Linked DNA regions of Homo sapiens: region 1 is linked to region 2. The links are chromatin loops, found by intact Hi-C in ENCODE. Cell type or tissue: adrenal gland. All regions are shown on one strand. Links, peaks and the distances in the headings refer to the core of each region. The heading gives the core; the rest is flanking DNA. Region 1 has its middle 18 kb from the start of ZXDB. Region 2 has its middle 18 kb from the start of ZXDA.

What was found. Peaks named below come from ENCODE experiments on the same cell type or tissue, not always from the same donor. Only the 100,000 strongest peaks of a DNase experiment are listed, where the experiment ranks them.
Region 1: a loop joins it to region 2, with 5 times the contacts of the local background. A loop is called at or near these places in 22 of 110 quality-filtered maps.

The regions. Positions count from the first base shown.
Region 1 is chrX:57,569,329-57,578,742 of GRCh38, reverse strand. No RefSeq gene overlaps it. Among named protein-coding and RNA genes, the nearest start is that of ZXDB, 18 kb to the left of the region's middle. In adrenal gland, for the core only: a CTCF peak has its summit at 4,779 (motif pointing left); no DNase peak of the experiment used is centred there.
Region 2 is chrX:57,924,156-57,933,569 of GRCh38, reverse strand. It overlaps the pseudogene MYCLP2. Among named protein-coding and RNA genes, the nearest start is that of ZXDA, 18 kb to the right of the region's middle. In adrenal gland, for the core only: a CTCF peak has its summit at 3,957 (motif pointing right); no DNase peak of the experiment used is centred there.

The sequences.
Region 1 (9,414 bases), core at 3,827-6,326, 360 kb after region 2:
GGCCTTTGGGAGTACAAAAGTTACACAAAGTTATCCAGTCAGATCAAGACTCTCACTTCTCTGCAAAGAAGATTCAACCATAGGTATTACCAAAGAACACTGCTTGGATTTCTCATTTATTCTCTGGTCCTCCAGTAACAGGTATCACAGAATGACACAATGGGCTTTTTAAAACAAGGGATATTGAAAGAACATGCAGGACAATAGCATTCCCCGTAGCCAAAAATACTGCCCATAGTCATGCTTACATTAAATCCATACCTCTCTGGCATAAATGCACCATATTTTAATTCACAGCAAATGAGGAGACCACCAACAGAGATGCTGCAACCTCTGGTAATGTATGTACCCACTGGACACAACATGATTTACCAGTATTCACGAACATGGGGGCCCTGAAGTGACTGCCCACAGCAAAGGAACTTGGCTCTTTCACCTCTTCCTTCTCCCTCATAGAAAATCCAGAGCCTGGCCATTTTTTTCCCCTCTCAATCCTGACAAGGATCTGGCATGGACCACTCACTCTGGGTGCATTCTCAGTCTTAGTCTGCTCATTACCCAGCATAAAACTAGCAAACCACCCACCACTATCTGGAGAGGGAAGCATCCTCATTTTCTGCCCATGTACTTTGCTCCACTAAGGGCACTATGGAACAAACCTTGACCTGCTCCGGACACCCAGGAGATTGAACCAACAACCCTTGTATCTGGTAACACCATTTGGGTGGCTCCCAGAGGACAATCAGATTCCCTACTGCTGGCTGCAAATGACCTCCAACATTTATGCCTATGCTGTTGTTCTGCCCTTTCCTTACCTGAGAAAGTTCCTACCTTCACCAATGTCAATTATCCCTCGATTGGTGGATTGCCCTATCCCTGGTGATCCATACCCTACTGCTGGCAAAGTATGTGTGGAAACAGCATGCCACATACACACCACAGGGAGACCCAACATAGGTCAGACTGGGGACAAAGGGAACCATGCTCCCATTTCACTGGTTCAGTCTACAGACATCAGCACTGAAGCTAGCACTTCTCCTCCTCTCTCTACTACCACTTAGTAACATCCTTCCAGCTAAGTCAGATTCTACAATTTTGCTTGTGACTCACAGATGCCTTCTAAGCTCTGTGGGCCACCTTTTCCTTCACATCAGATGAAACCCCCTATTACTAACTCATGTGCCATTAAACAAATGGAGAAATGGGCCACTATCTATGGAACCCAGAGATAGTATGCACCAAATATTACAACCAGGATGCTTGTGATTGGCACTAATGTTATTAATGCTAATGTTTTATAGCATTAAAATGCTATAATCCAGATCCAATACCCACAAGCCCTACAGGATTGCATAGATAAAATGACAGCTTTTTCTGATCCCTGGAATGATAATAAATGCAATCGCCGCCCACAGTGTATACCTTTACAACTATTGGCTTCTTTTCCTATTAATTATAATGATCTTTCTCTGCCTCCATTAGAAGCCCCACTATTGAGATGGAAAGAAATTGTATTAGCCAAGCAGGCAAGTGAACCTTACCATGGACCTCCTCACTAGTTGCTAATCAATGCATACCAGGAAGGTAATGCATACTACACATTACCTGGGCCAAGACATTTCTTAAAATACACACACACACACACACACACACACACACACACAGTACAACCAGCTTGGGAATTCTTCCCTAACCTAATCTCAATACACCAACTGCAAGTTTTACATAAAACTCAAAGGAAGAGAACTTTACAGCAATTGCAATGCTGGCTGCCCACAGTGAACAAATCATAGCTCATGGGTATCACAGCAAAGACAATTCTTACAAAAACCATATTTGATCCCATGGAGAAATCTAACTACTCTTTGCATGGGAGTTTCTCCACCCACATTGATAGCTATTTGCTTATAGCTATTATGAAATTTGACAGGCCTACCAAAGCCACAATCATTAAAAACTTAGAAAATATTTGAGGGAAGTTGTTGCCCAGTGTTACTTTTCTGGGGGCTCCTTAAAATCCATACACACTCCAAAACTACAGAAGATAGAAACAATACTGAGAAGACCTGTAGTGAAACTAACTTGGGAGGAATGTTTTTCATCTTTATTAAAACATTTGTATGTCTTTTCATTTCTTTTTCAACTTTCATTTTAGATTCATTGGGCACATGTGCAGGTTTGTTACCTGGGTATATTGCATGTTGCTGAGGTTTGGGGTACAAATGATCCCATCACCCAGGTATTGAGCATAGTACCCAACAGTTTGTTTTTCAACCCTTGCTCCCCTCCCCCGTCCCCCTCTAGTAGTCTCCAGTGTCTCAGTAGACACTTTATGTCCATGAGTACTTGGGAGGAAATTTATTGGTGTAGTCACACTGCCACCTCCCAAGGGGCCACTCCTGAGGTTATTAAAGGTATACAAACCTCTTCCCCATGAAAGTTTCCCCTAAAATGGAGTCCATAAAGTATTTGGTCCCCCACTGAAACACAATAATGTTGCAATACAAGGGAACATAAAAGGGACCTATGCCTTGATACAATTGATATATTTTTTTTTCTTTTTTGAGACAGAGTCTTGATCTGTCACCCAGGCTGGAGTGCAGTGGCGCGATCTCGGCTCACTGAAACCTCTGCTTCCTGGGTTCAAGTGATTCTCCTGCCTCAGCCTCCCAAGTAGCTGGGACTACAGGAGCATGCCACCACACCTGGCTAATTTTTTTTTATATATTTTTAATAGAGACAGGGTTTCACCATATTGGCAAGGCTGGTCTGGAACTCCTGACCTCATCATCTGCCTGCCTCGGCCTCCCAAAGTGCTGGGATTACAGGGGTGAGCCACCGTGCCCGGCCGATGTCTATTTTTAAAAAAATACTTGGTTCACCTGTTTTGTTCACTCATATGCAAGTGCCTCATAATTCAGGATCTAATTTGTTGTGTGGTTAGACTAACAACGTTCTTCTTGGACTGCCAAGAGCACCTACAAAACCTATCCCACACTCATGGGAACACATCAATACTATTTATTATTGGCAATCAACAGGAAACTCAAGCACAACACACAACAGTCACAGCAAGGAGGAACATGCAATTGCCGACTACACCAAACGTGCCTATAGCCTTAGCCACAGCAACATATAAGATGGTAAATCTAACCTAATGCAGGGTTTGCTTCTGCCAACCTGATTTTAGAAAACATAGTGTAATACTTCTTTCCTGGCAACGCTGCATCATATACCTCACTTATTTAGATGAGCCGATTCCCCTAACCATTGACATTCAACAACCTTATCCAGAGGCTTATCTCACATAAATGTATAGACAATGGTGGGCTGAGCCCACGACAAATTTAGTTAACCCAGGTGCTGAATGCAAGGTGGATAACACAAGCTTGTTTGACTATACCATTTTCTGCTCCTATTAACACAACCTGGAACTTCTGGAACTTCACGAAGCCATGTGAACTTCCCTTCAGTGGAACACAGAGAATACAGGCAGCCAGGGAGCCTGGTGGTCCTGTAAAGGAATCAGATGGCTTCCCTATCACAATCTTCTCCTCATCCAACCCTGAAGAATATTTCCTGCACTTGGGATTGGTGCAAAATTCCAGTAGAATTTTATTCAACAGTGGAACCCCCTCCGCCAAGTACTTGCCGCCACCAAACCACATTAGCTGCAACTCCCCAATGTCACAAATGAGCTTTCCAAATAGTTCTTCATGGTACTAACTTCCCTAGGATCACTAATTTTGGAGGCAGTAGGAACAGCATGTGTGTGGAACAGCACACCACAATTAAGAGAAACACAGATAGCCATGTTGAAGGAATTACCCACACAAATTAGATAAACAGCCCAAGGACCAAAACTCTTTGCTGAATCTCACTGTACTTTAGGGGCTATGGTGTGAGATAACTGCATAGCCCTAGGTCAGGTATTTGGCTGCTGGAGGGGTTGGAGGGCACGAGGGCTGTATGCTTGCTAAAATTATCTTCCTGCATGTGTGTAGATAATACCAAGTTTTACAGATAGCTGGGGTCATGTAGGAAAGGGGATATAAATGCCACTCTGTTGACTAAACGGATTGATCAAATCAAAATTGTCTCCTTTTCTAATCTATTCTACTGGCTGCCCAAGTGGGCAGACTGGCTGAGAACTGGCTTTAAAATCCTAATTTGTAGCCTTATAGCATTCTGGGTCTTGGGGACGCTTCATCGCTGGCTCCCAACTCAAACGCCGTGAAATAGCATACAACTTAGATTGTAGAATAACATGGGGCCAAGGCATGGACTGTTATATAAGTGGGTTTAATATCTTTAGATTGTGCCATGTATCTTGTCACCTATATTCAGAGATGGCTAAGACCATTAGCTCAAAGCTCATTGGAACTCAAATCAAATGTTTACACATCCAATTGCTTTAAATATGGCCCTCAATAAGCACATTTTTAGCCATTTAGAACCCACCCACATTGCACCCTCTGTAAAACCAGACACACCATCTGCTAGCTGTAGATAGGACATACTCTGGGGCTGGAAAAAAGCCTCAAGCCTCTGATGCCCATGGGAGCTCTCTGACCCAGAGACTCCACACCAGGCTGCTGAGTAACATCCCATAGACACGTAAGTCTCCTGTCCAATTCTTCTCTTCACTGGAAGTTGCCTTGAACTCTTCCTCTTCTGGGTGGTGGCCTCTTGCTGCTGCCTCTCTCTGGAAGGTCTCCTGCTTTGAGGGAAGTTCCCCTCTCCTAAAACCTTTCAAAGGGCCACCCAAATAAACCACGTTGTGTGCTACTGCCATCTCCTGGTCATGACTTTTTCCTTGCTCAGCCCTGACATCCAGGAAATCACCACACATACTTAATGGCAAAATTTGTCTGAAGCCTTGTTCTTTTTGCTTAGGATTATCTTGGATATACAGGCTCTTTTTTGTTTCCATATGAAATTCAAAGTGATTGTTTCCAATTCTATGAAGAAAGTCAGTGGTAACTTGATGAGGATAGCACTGAATCTATAAATTACTCTGGAGAGCAGTATGGACATTTTCACCATATGGATTCTTCCTATCCATGACCATGGAATGTTTTCCCATTTGATTGTATCCTCTCTTATTTCATTGAGCAGTGGTTTGTAGTTCTCCTCCAAGAGGTCCTTCACATCCCTTGTAAGTTGTATTTCTAGGTATCTTATTCTCTTTGTAGCAATTGTGAGTGGGAGTTCAATCATAACTTGGCTCTCTGTCTATTATTGGTGTATAGGAATGCTTGTGATTTTTGCACACTGATTTTGTATCCTGAGACTTTGCCGAAGTTGCTTATCAGCTTAAGGAAATTTTGGGCTGAGATGATGGGGTTTTCTAAATATACAATCATGTCATCTACAAACAGAGACAATTTGACTTCCTCTCTTCCTATTTGAATACCCTTTATTTCTTTCTCTTGACTGAATGCCCTGGCCAGAACTTCCAATATTATGTTGAATAGGAGTGGTGAGAGAGGGCATCCTTGTCTCGTACCCGTTTTCAAAGGGAATGCTTCCAGCTTTTGCCCATTCAGTATGATATTGGCTGTGGGTTTGTCATAAATAGCTCTTATTATTTTGAGATATGTTCCATCAATACCTAATTTATTTAGAGTTTTTAGCATGAAGGGGAGTTGAATTTTATCCCAGGCCTTTTCTGCATCTATTGAAGTAATCATGTGGTTTTTGTTATTGGTTCTGTTTATGCGATGGATTATGTTTATTGATTTGCATATGTTGAACCAGCCTTGCATCCCAGGGATGAAGCCAACTTGTTCGTGGTGGATAAGCTTTCTGATGTGCTGCTGGATTTGGTCTGCCAGTATTTTACTGAGGATTTTCCCATAGATGTTCATCAGGTATATTGGCCTAAAATTGTATTGTTTTGTTGTGTCTCTGCCAGGTTTTGGTATCTGGATGATGCTGGCCTCATAAAATGAGTTAGAGAGGAGTCCTTTTTCTGTTGTTTAGAATAGTTTCAGAAGGAATGGTACCATCTCCCCTTTGTACCTCTGGTAGAATTTGGCTGTGAATCCATCTGGTCCTGGGCTTTTTTTGGTTGGTAGGCTATTAATTACTGCCTAAATTTCAGAACTTGTTATTGGTCTATTCAGAGATTCAACTTTTTCCTGATTTAGTCTTGGGAGGGTGTATGTGTCCAGGAATTTAGCAATTTCTTTTAGATTTTCTAGTTTATTTGCATAGAGGTGTTTATAGTATTCTCTGATGGTAGTTTGTCTTTCTGCAGGATCAGCAGTGATATCTACTTTATCATTTCTCATTGTGTCTATTTCATTCTTCTTTCTTTTCTTCTTTATTAGTCTGGCTAGCAATCTATCAATTTTGTTAGTCTTTTCAAAAAACCAGCTCCTGGATTCATTGATTTTTTGAAGGGTTTTTCATGTCTGTAGCTCCTTCAGTTCTACTCTGATCTTAGTTATTTCTTGACTACGGTTAGCTTTTGAATTTGTTTGCTCTTCCTTCTCTAAATCTTTTAATTGTGATGTTAAGGTGTTGATTGTAGATATTTCCTGCTTTCTCCTATGGGGTTTTAGTGCTATAAATTTCCCTCTAAACACTGTTTTAGCCGTGTCCCAGAGATTCTGGCACATTGTGTCTTTGTTCTCATTGGTTTCAAAGAACTTATTATTTCTGGCTTAATTTCGTTATTTACCCAGTAGTCATTCAGGAGCAGGTTGTTCAGTTTCCATATAGTTGTGTGATTTTGAATGAGTTTCTTAATCCTGAGTTCTAGCTTGATTGCACTGTGGTCTGAGAGACTGTTATAATTTCTGTACTTTTGCACTTGCTGAGGAATGTCTTACTTCCAATCTGTGGTCAATTTTAGAATAAGTGGTATGTGGTTTTGAGAAGAATGTATATTCTGTTGATTTGTGGTGGAGAGTTCTGTAGATGTCTATTATGTCAGCTTGGTCCAGAGCTGAGTTTAAGTCCTGAATATCCTTGTTATTTTTCTGTCTTGGTGATCTGTCTAATATTGACAGTGGGGTGATACAATCTCCCACTATTACTGTGTGAGAGTCTACAAAGTCTCTTTGCAGGTCTTTAAGAATTTGCTTTATGAATCTGGGTGCTCCTGTATTGGGTGCATATATATTTAGGATAGTTAGCTCTTCTTGTTGCATTGATTCATTTATCATTATGAAATGCTCTTCTTTTTTTTTTCTTTGTTGGTTTAAAGTCTGTTTTATCAGAGAGTAGGATTGCAACCCCTGCTACTTATTTATTTATTTATTTATTTATTTATTTTGCTTTCCAATGCTTGATAAATATTCCTCCATCCCTTTATTTTGAGCCTATGTGTGTCTTTGCACATGAGATGGGTCTCCTGAATACAGCACACTGATGGATGTTGAATCTTTATTCAATTTGCCAGTCTGTGTCTTTTAATTGGGGCATTTAGCCCATTTACATTTAAGGTTAATATTGTTATGTGTGAATTTGATCCTGTCATTATGATGCTAGCTGGTTATTTTTCCCATTAGTTGATACAATTTCTTCATAGTGTTGATGGTCTTTACAATTTGGTATGTTTTTGCAGTGGCTGGTACCAGTTGTTCCTTTCCATGTTTAGTGCTTCCTTCAGGAACTCTAGTAAGGCAGGCCTGCTGGTGACAAAATGGCTCAACATTTGCTTGTATGTAAAGAATTTTATTTCTCCTTCGCTTATGAAGCATAGCTTGCCTGGATATGGAATTCTGGTTTGAAAATTCTTTTCTTTAAGAATGTTGAATATTGGCCTCCACTCTCTTCTGGCTTGTAGGGTTTCTGCCGAGAGATCAGCTGTTAGTCTGATGGGCTTCCCTTAGTGGGTAACCTGACCTTTCTCTCTAGCTGCCCTTAACAGTTTTTCCTTCATTTCAACCTTGGTGAATCTGATGATTATGGTTCTTGGGGTTGCTCCTCTTGAGGAGTATCTTTGTGGTGTTCTCTGTATTTCCTGAATTTAAATGCTGTCCTGTCTAGCTAGGTTGGAGAACTTCTCCTGGATAATATCCTAAGATTGTTTTCCAACTTGGTTCCATTTTCCCCAACACTTTCAGGTACACAAAGCTGGAGGCATCATGCTACTTGACTTCAAACTATACTACAAGGCTACAGTAACCAAAAGAGAATGGCACTGGTACAAAAACAGATATATAGACTAATGGAACAGAATAGAGGCCTCAGAAATAACGTCACACATCTACAACCATCAGATCTTTGACAAACCTGACAAAAACAAGAAATGGGGAAAGGATTCCCTACTTAACAAATGGTGTTGAAAAAACTGGCTAGCCATATGCAGGAAACTGAAACTGGACCCCTTCCTTACACCTCATACAAAAATTAACTCAAGATGGATTAAAGACTAAATGTAAGACCTAAAACCATAAAAACCCTAGAAGAAAACCTAGGCAATACAATTCAGGACAGTGGCATGGGCAAAGAGTTCATGACTAAAACAACAAAGGCAATTGCAACAAAAGACTAAATTAACAAATGGGATCTAATTAAGCTAAAGAGCTTTTCCACAGCAAAATAAACTATCATCAGAGAGAACAGGCAACCTACAGAATGGGAGAAAATTTTTGCAATCTATTCATCTGACAAAGGGCTAATATCCAGAATCTACGAGGAACTTAAACAAATTTACAAGGAAAAAAACAAACAACTGCACCAAAAAGTGGGCAAAGTATATCAACAGACAAAAAGAGGACATTTATATGGCTGACAAACGTATGAAAAAAAGCTCATCATCACTGGTCATTAGAGAAATGCAAATCAAAACCAGAATGAGATACCATCTCATGCCAGTTAGAATGGCTATCATAAAAAGGCAGGAAACAACAGATGCTGGAGAGAATGTGGAGAAATAGGAACACTTTTACGCTGTTGGTGGGAGTGTAAATTAGTTCAACCTTTGTGGAAGACAGTGTGGCGATTCCTCAGGAATCTAGAAACACAAATACCATTTGACCCAGCAATCCCTTTACTGGGTATATACCCATGCTTATAAAACATTCTACTATAAAGCACATGCACACTTATGTTTATTGCAGCACTCTTCACAATAGCAAAAGACTTGGAACCAACCCAAATGCCCATCGATGATAGATTGCATAAAGAAAATGTGGCACATATACACCATGGAATACTATGCAGTCATAAAAAAACATTGAGTTCATGTTTTTGCAGGGAAATGGATGAAGCTGGAAACCATCATTCTCAGCAAACTAACACAGGAACAGAAAACCAAACACAGCACGTTCTCACTCATAAGTTGGAGTTGAACAATGAGAACACATGGACACAGAGAGGGGCACATCACATACCAGGGCCTGTCAGGAGGTGGGGGGCTAGGGGATGGATAGCATTAAGAGAAATACCTAATATAGA
Region 2 (9,414 bases), core at 2,959-5,458:
TGGGGTCTGTTTACCTCACTAGCTCCGAAGAAAAGGCTGACAGATACTATGCAACAGGTGGTGTATGTTGTCGGGGACTCCAGCCTGCATGAAATCTCACACTCCGCGTGAGCCTTAGACTAGGAAAGAATGCTCCCTGGTATCTCTGGGGTGATGCTAGAATGCTCCCTGGTATGTCTGGGGTCATGCAAGGACAGCTGGGCCTGGACAGCACTCTCGCTGTGGCTTTTTTTTCCAGGAGACACACAAGCTGTCTTGGGTGATGACAAGCTTGAAGATTTGATCAACATGACCATTGCTTCACTGTCAGACACTTTACAGTATCTGAGGAGTTGGAAACCTTTAACGTATATATTGTGATATTAGCTGACACCTCTCCTTCCAGTTTCAATGCTGAGACCCTGAGAACATTTAAAGAGCTTGCACTCTAGGTTCGTTGTCTCAGAGCTCTCTGGGCCTTCTCTGATGAAGGGACCTTTCTGTCCTCATGAGAGACTTTTGTTTCATTTTGCCTTTGTTGTGCAATGGGCTTTACAGCATCCTTTCCCACAGGTTAGAAATGTTTCCCCAAGTTACAGGGAAGTGGGGATCCTAGCCTGGGGCCTGAGGAAATCTTGGAGTCCTGGCTCCTGAACTTGTTCCCTGTCCGAGTGGCACTTGAGGCCACCCATCTTATAATCTCTTCTCAAGGCAGATGTAAGTCACCTCAGAAGGGAGAACTGTACCGCTTCCTCTTTTCCATGAAGCTCTCATCTCAATCTTTGACTGATGAGTGTGAAATTCTACCGGAACCATGCAAACACGTCCACCTTGGGCATCTCCAAGGAACTTGTGGGGTCTGCAGCATACTTGGCTCCCTACCAGCCTGCCATGAGTCATATTTCTTTTCCAGAAGGTGGACTTGCTTCCTGGTATGTTTTAAAGGAGCCTGCAGGAGCTCTGCTTAGCCAATCATGATGGATTTTTGCCCCAGCTGGACTCTGCATGTCCAAGGAGAATCCAGGTACAGCCTCCATTCCGGGAAAGACATCCAGCCCAGCAGTTGTCATGTGGGTAACCTCAGGAACCCCTAACCCTGTCCTGGAAAAAGGACAAGCCCCTCCAGAACTCTGCCCAAAATAGCAGGTGCTTGATGGTTCTGAATTTGGAAAGGGATGGGGGGTGATAAGTACTATCTGTGGCTCTGGAAAACCAGCTGCTACATTCAAATCTATTTTCCATAATGGTTTCTTTCTGAGGTTGCTTCGTGGCCTCAGAGAATCCCAGAGGATGTTTTGAAATAGCCTCTCTACCCTTCAGGAGCATGGTAGTTTACAGGAACCAACTGACTTCTGGAACTGTCTATGGAGGGAGAACAGGCCAGGTGTAGGTTACTAATGTCCTACATGAATAGCTTGGTTTTATAAGCTGCTGTTGGGTATTATGTTGGGGCAGTCTTTTTAATATATTGTATTTTTGTACGCATTTTGCAAAGTGGAGTTAACTGTTTTGTAAAAGAAAAAAAAGAAACCCTTGGGTGCTTCTTCTGTTTCAAGGGTCTGATTTATTTGGAAAGGCAAGTTTATCTGAAATTTTGTATTATTGATTGCCCAATTTTAAAATGTTGCCTTCTGGGACATCTTGACAAAAAATATTTCTCAAACATGAAGAAAATAAATATAATAAAAAAGAAATGTCTGTGGGATCAGATGACTGTTCTTGATTTTACCGTTTCCATTTCATAAGCCAAGCTTATTGACCCCTTCCTACCTGCTAGTCATTGAGTCTGAGTTGACCAACTCAAAGATGGAAATATCGAGCCAGATGGTAACAAATTCTCCATGAATCGATTGTTCAGTTTTGACAGAATCCCAATTGCAAGCCATTAGCTGCTTTTCAAAAGGGATGTACCCTGTAGCCATATTAGGGAGGCAACAAGTCCAGTTCCCCAAGGGATCTCTCTGGGTGTTGACTGCTTCCCCTTGCCAGGTGCCCCCATCGGCAAAATCATCAGTTACACAGATTTGTCCTGTATGTAATATTCAAGGAGTTGATTGAGGTTCTGAGCCTCTTTTTCGGTGGCAGGTTGTATGAAGAGACGTCAATTTTTTCCTGTTAGAGGGATCTAATGTTGTGAATTTGCCTGCTTAGTCCCAAGAGATTACTTGGCAAGCAGGCCCCTGTATTTGGGAGCATAAATCAGCCACCCTTGCTGACAGATATGTAATAACACTGCATTGAGGACCCTTGAGACTGAGACTTCTAGCCGGCCAGCTGACACAATTATTATGTATATAGTGAAAATATTGAACATTAGAAGGTAGAGACACTAATGCTAAATCCTGAGCCAACCACTGCTGACAAATCTCATTGGAGTTTGTTCCACTAACACTTCCCTCTACCTCTGTCTCTCTGTGATGGGGATGACTTTATATGAGACCTGTAGAATGAGAAATTACAAGCATATGACCCATCAAATCCTGCCATTTATAAGTAGAAGCAACAAGAACAGTTTATTCAACTTTCCCAAAGGCGTCCCTGTACAAAGTCATATTGGCTTCCAAACCCCACTGTGAACCATGCCCAAACCCCAACAATTGCTTTTCTGGACTTTTTTCCCTTAAATGAACTCAGACCTAGAGTTCACTACAGGAATTTCAGGGGTTACAGCAAGAGCTGTTAGGGGATTTCCCTATGTCCAGGCCAGAATGTAGGGATTGCAGGGGAGTCTTGGGATGAGGCGAGGGGTGGGGACTGTAAGCCTTTTTTGTAATCCCTCTGGCTCTTTGCCCCAGCTTGTATGCTAAATCCTCTCCTGTGTACCTCCATTTGTGCAGAACTGTAAGGGCTCAGGGATTCTTCCATTCTGTCCCTTGATTTCCCCAGCAGCTCTGCTCCACAGTCTTGGTGCTTTCATCTACCTCATACCTATTACCCCTTCCCTCCACTCCCCAGAAAATCAGATAAGATAGTGTCATGGGAGATTATATGTAACAGTTCTGTGAACATGTGAGTCCGTCCCTTTCCTGAAGTACCCTACCATGCATATGCCTTTTAGTCTGTCTTGAGGACAGAGAGACTTCTGGCTCACCACTAATCATCTTTCTTCTTATAGCACCTGAAGTGAGAAAAGGAAGAGAACCAGGAGTTAGGAAATGCAGAGAGAGAGAGAGAAAAGACTCTGTCTATACTAGTAAGCAAGGCATGTTTGCATTTGGTTTCCAGTAGCCAGCAGTGTGGTTCAACCAAACAAACTTCAGATGGTTTTTTTTCCACTGAAAACTCTATATCTTCACTGCTGACGCCACTTATTCAGGTTTGGCAAGTCATTGACTCAGCACCATGACATCATCCCTTCTTCCTCCCATGCAGAGGAGAGTGAACAACAACCAAACCATGATTCAAACAGCTTGGTTTAATTCTGCATCCTGCCCCTCAGCTTCATTAATAGGTAGGAGAGTGAGTGGGGAAGGGCCTTTAATGCACTTAGTGCCAATCCATTCGGGAAAAAGCATTTGCTCTCCAATCCCGAGGAGTCTTCTCATATCCCCTAACCAGGCCAGTGAAGCACCCTTGTTTTATCACTTTCCAGAATGCTATGTTTCATCTTCATTACCAAAATTGGCAAGAAATGTGAAGAGTTTGAGACTGTACCCTACTTGCAAGCTCACAAACTAGCATACCTCAGTTTCACAGATGTTGGCAGAATATATGAGATTCTTGGGTCAGAGTTTGTTTTGGTTCATGTTTGCATTAATTCCCCTTGCCCTCTGCCCCAAATCACACAGGAGAAATGAGGAGCAGCCAGTCAAATGTTGACATACAAGTATTCTTCAAACTATAGTTAGAGACAAAAGCTGTTACAATAAATGTAGAAAGGCCATGGACAATTATCTCAACAATATCTGACCATTGTTTCTCCACTATCTTGGCTTCTGACAAAGTTTGCCATTAAGTATGTGTGTTGATTTTCTGGATATCAGGGCTGAGCAAGGAAAAAGTCATGACCATTAGATGGCAGTAGCACACAACATGCTTTATTTGGTTGGCCCTTTGAAAGGTTTCAGGAGAGTGGAACTTCCCTCACAGCAGGAGACCTTCCAGAGGCAGCAGCAAGAGGCCACCACCCAGAAGAGGAAGAGTTCAAGGCAACTTCCAAAGGAGAGAAGAATTGGACAGGAGGCTCATGTGTCTATGGGATGTTACTCAGCAGCCAGGTGTGGAGTCTCTGTGTCAGAGAGTTCCCATGGGCATCAGAGGCTTGGGGCTTTTGTCCAGCCCCAGAGTATGTCCTATCTACGGCTAGCAGATGGTGTGTCTGGTTTTACAGAGGGTGCAATGTGGGTGGGTTCTAAAGGGCCAAAAATGTGCTTACTGGGGGCCATATTTAAAGCAATTGGGTGTGTAAACATTTGATTTTAGTTCCAATGAGCTTTGAGCTAATGGTCTTAGCTGTCTCTGAATATAGGGAACAAGATACAAGGCACCATCTAAAGATATTAATCCACTTATTTAACAGTCCATGCCTTGGCCCCATGTTGTTTTACAATCTAAGTTGTATGCTATTTCATGGAGTCTCAGTTGGGAGCCAGCGATGAAGCATCCTCAAGACCCAGAATGCTATAAGGCTACAAATTAGGATTTTAAAAGCCAGTTCTCAGCCAATCTGCCCACTTGGGCAGCCAGTAGAATAAATTTGAAAGGAGACAATTTTGTTTTGACCAGTCCGTTTAGTCAATAGAGTGGCATTTATATCCCCTTTGGTACATGACCCCAGCTATCTGTAAAACTTGGTGTTATCTACGCACATGCAGGAAGATAATTTTAGCAAGCACACAGCCCCTGTGCCCTGTGACCCCTCCAGCAGCCTGACCTAGGGCTATGCAGTTATCTCACACCATGGCCACTAAAGTACAGTGAGATTCAGCAAAGAGTTTCAGTCCTTGGGCTGTTTATCTAATTTCTGTGGGTAATTCCTGCAACATGGCTATGTGTTTCTCTTAATTGTGGTGTGCTGTTCCACACATATGCTGTTCCTACTGCCTCCAAAATTAGTGATCCTAGGGAAGTTAGTACCATGAGGAACTATTTGGAAAGCTCATTTGTGACATTGGGGAGTCACATCTAGTGTGGTTTGGTGGCGGAAAGTACTTGAGGGAGGGGGTTCCACTGTTGAATAAAATTCTACTGGAATTTTGCACCAATCCCAAGTGCAGGAAATATTCTTCAGGGTTGGATGAGGAGAAGATTGTGATAGGGAAGCCATCTGATTCCTTTACAGGACCTCCAGGCTCCCTCTGCTGCCTGAATTCTCTGTTCCACTGAAGGGAAGTTCACATGGCTTTGTGAAGTTCCAGAAGTTCCAGGTTGTGTTAATAGGAGCAGAAAATGGTATAGTCAAACAAGCTTGTGTTATCCACCTTGCATTCAGCACCTGGGTTAACTAAATTTGTCATGGGCTCAGCCCACCATTGTCTATACATTTACGTGAGATAAGTCTCTGGATAAGGTTATTGAATGTCAACGGTTAGGAGAATCGGCTCATCTAAATAAGTGAGGTATATGATGCAGCGTTGCCAGGGAAGAAGTATTACACTATATTTTCTAAAATCAGGTTGGCAGAAGCAAGCCCTGCATTAGGTTAGATTTACCATTTTATATGTTGCTGTGGCTAAGGCTATAGGCACGTTTGGTGTAGTTGGCAATTGCATGTTCCTCCTTGCTGTGACTGTTGTGCATTGTGCTTGAGTTTCCTGTTGATTGCCAATAATAAATAGCATTGATGTGTTCCCATGAGTGTGGGATAGGTTTTGCAGGTGTTATTGGCAGTCCAAGAAGAACGTTGTTAGTCTAGCCACACACCAAATTAGATTCTGAATTATGAGGCACTCGCATATGAGTGAACAAAACAGGTAAACCAAGTATTTTTTAAAAAAATAGATATCAGCTGGGCACAGTGGCTCATGCCTGAAATCCCAGCACTTTGGGAGGCCGAAGTGGGCAGATCACGAGGTCAGGAGTTCCAGACCAGCCTGGCCAATATGGTGAAACCCCGTCTCTACTAAAAATACGAAAAAAAAAAAAAGATTACCCGGGTGTGGTGGCATGCTCCTGTAGTCCCAGCTACTTGGGGGCTGAGGCAGGAGAATCACTTGAACCCAGGAGGCAGAGGTTTCAGTGAGCCGAGATCACGTTACTGCACTCCAGCCTGGGCGACAGATCCAGACTCTGTCTCAAAAAAAAAAAAAAAAAAAGATATCAATTGTATCAAGGCATAGGTCCCTTTTATGTTCCCTTGTATTGCAACATTATTGTGTTTCAGTGGGGGACCAAAAGCTTTATGGACTCCATTTTAGCGGAAACTTTCATAGGGAAGAGGTTTGTATACCTTTAATAACCTCAGGAGTGGCCCCTTGGGAGGTGGCAGTGTGACTACACCAATAAATTTCCTCCCAAGTACTCATGGACATAAAGTGTCTACTGAGACACTGGAGACTACTAGAGGGGGACGGGGGAGGGGAGCAAGGGTTGAAAAACAAACTGTTGGGTACTATGCTCAATACCTGGGTGATGGGATCATTTGTACCCCAAACCTCAGCATCATGCAATATACCCAGGTAACAAACCTGCACATGTGCCCAATGAATCTAAAATAAAAGTTGAAAAAGAAATGACAAGGCATAAAAATGTTTTAATGAAGATGAAAACATTCCTCCCAAGTTAGTTTCATTACATGTCTTCTCATTATCGTTTATGTCTTCTGTAGGTTTGGAGTGTGTATGGATTTTTAAGGAGCCCTCAGAAAAGTAACATTGGGCAACAACTGCCCTCAAATAGTTTCTAAGTTTTTAATAACTGTGGTTTTGGACAAATTTCACAATAGCTATAAGCAAATAGTTATCAATGTGGGTGGAGAAACTCCCATGCAAACAGTAGTTAGATTTCTCCCTGAGATCAAATATGTTTCTTGTAAGAACTGTCTGTGCTGTGACACCACGAGCTATGAGTTGTTCACTGTGGGTAGCCAGCATTGCAATTGCTGTAGAGTTCACTTCCATTGAGTGTTATGTAAAACTTGCAGTTAGTATATTAAGATTAGGTTAGGGAAGAATTCCCAAGCTGGTTGTTTTGTGTGTGTGTGTGTGTGTGTGATTTTTTTTTTAAGAAATGTCTTGGCCCAGGTAATGTCATGTAGTATGCATTGCCTTAGAAGCCAATAATTGTAAAGGTATACACTGTGGGTGTCGATTGCACTTATTATAATTCCAGGGATAAGAAAAAGCTATCATTTTATCTATGCAATCCCGTAATGGCTTGTGGGTATTGTATCTGGATTATAGTATTAATAACAACACCAATCACAAGCATCCTGGTTGTAATATTTGGTGCATACTATCTCTGGGCATTCCTTAAACGAGGCTCAATAGATAGTGGCCCATTGCTCCATTTGTTTAATGGCACATGAGTTAATAATAGTGGGTATCATCTGATGTGAAGGAAAAGGCGGCCCACAGAGCTTAGAAGGCATCTATGAGTCACAAGTGAAATTGTACAATCTGACTTAGCTGGAAGGATGTTACTAAGTGGTAGTAGAGAGAGGAGGAGAAGTGCTAACCTCAGTGCTGATGTCTGTGGACTGACCCAGTGAAATGGGAGCATGGTTCCCTTTGTTCCCAGTCTGACCTATGTTGGGTGTCCCTGTGGTGTGTATGAGGCATGCTGTTTCCATACATACTCTGCCAGCAGTAGGGTGTGGATTACCAGGGATAGGGTGATCCACCAATCGAGGTATAATTGACATTGGTGAAGGTAGGAACTTTCTCAGGTAAGGAAAGGGCAGAACAACAGCATAGGCATAAATGTTGGAGGTCATTTGCAGCCAGCAGTAGGGAATCTGATTGTCCTCTGGGAGTCACCCAAATGGTGTTACCGGATACAAGGGTTGTTGGTTCAATCTCCTGGGTGTCCAGAGCAGGTCAAAGTTTGTTCCATAGTGCCCTTAGTGGAGCAAAGTACATGGGCAGAAAATGAGGATGCTTCCCTCTCCAGATGGTGGTGGGTGGTTTACTAGTTTTATTCTGGGTAATGAACAGACTAAGACTGAGAATGCACCCAGAGTGAGTGGTCCATGCCAGATCCTTGTCAGGATTGAGGGGAAAAGAAATGACCAGGCTCTGGATTTTCTATGAGGAAGAAGCAAGAGGTGAAAGAGCCAAGTTCCTTTGCTGTGGGCGATCACTTCAGGGCCCGCATGTTTGTTAATACTAGTAAATCATGTTGTGTCCAGTGGGTACATACATCACCAGAGGTTGCAGCATCTCTGTTGGTGGTCTCCTCATTTGCTGTGAATTAAAATACAGTGCGGTTATGCCAGAGAGGTATGGATTTAATGTAAGCATGACTATGGGCAGTATTTTTGGCTACTGGGAATGCTATTGTCCTGCATGTTCTTTCAATATCCCTTGTTTTAAAAAACCCATTCTGTCATTCTGTGACACCTGCTACTGTAGGACCAGAGAATAAATGAGAAATCCAAGCAGTGTTCTTTGGTAATGCCTATGGTTGAATCTTCTTTGCAGAGAAGTGAGAGTCTTGATCTGACTGGATAACTTTGTGTAACTTTTGTACTCCCAAAGGCCATACAAACTATTTTATCAGTTCCTCAATAACATTAGCAGAGCTTGGTGCCTTTCGTGGGTAAGCCAAGAGTAAGCCTGTGTAGGAATTACTACATTGTTGTGGCATATGTAATAGTTCCTGCTGCTTCAGAGAGGGGCCCAATAAAATTGACTGGATTTGCCAGCTCTGATATAGCCCTTCTCCTGTGCAGTAGGTCCAAGTCTCTAGATTTCTGGTCTATGGTACGGTCCCTAACAGCTTCATGTAAATGTCTCTCTGCTGGGTCTATTTCTCATTAACAGTTGATTTTCATGGTCTCATGATGCCCAAATGCCCTGACCTCTCCTTTATAGGGTGAAGGGTATCTCTTACCAAAGTTCTGCTGTCTCCCCTCTTTTCAAAAGGATTAACTACTTTGGTACTTTAGCTAGTTTGTCAGCTTCCAGGTTGTATTGTTTGCTGTGAGCTGAGGTATGGTGTACAAAGATGCACAGAGTGGAGGCCAATGTGCTGATATTTTCCCCCACATCTCCTTACCCCAAATGTGTCAGCCTTGTATGTTCCAGCCCTGATTTTGTCCAAGTCCCAACCCAATAGCCTATTAGCCACTGACCAGGAGTTGCCAAAAATGTGAAACTTAGTAAAATGTTTGTCGAAGGCCTTCTCTATTTCTAGGGGTGTTGCACACAGCCTGGCCCATTGGGCACTTTGGCCCATCCCCATATGGAAGTTGGAGTATTTGAATAAGGGTAGTAGGCTGTTGCTGTCCTTTATCTGACTCCCTTATACCCTGTGCTCACTCCATTGGTAAAGAAA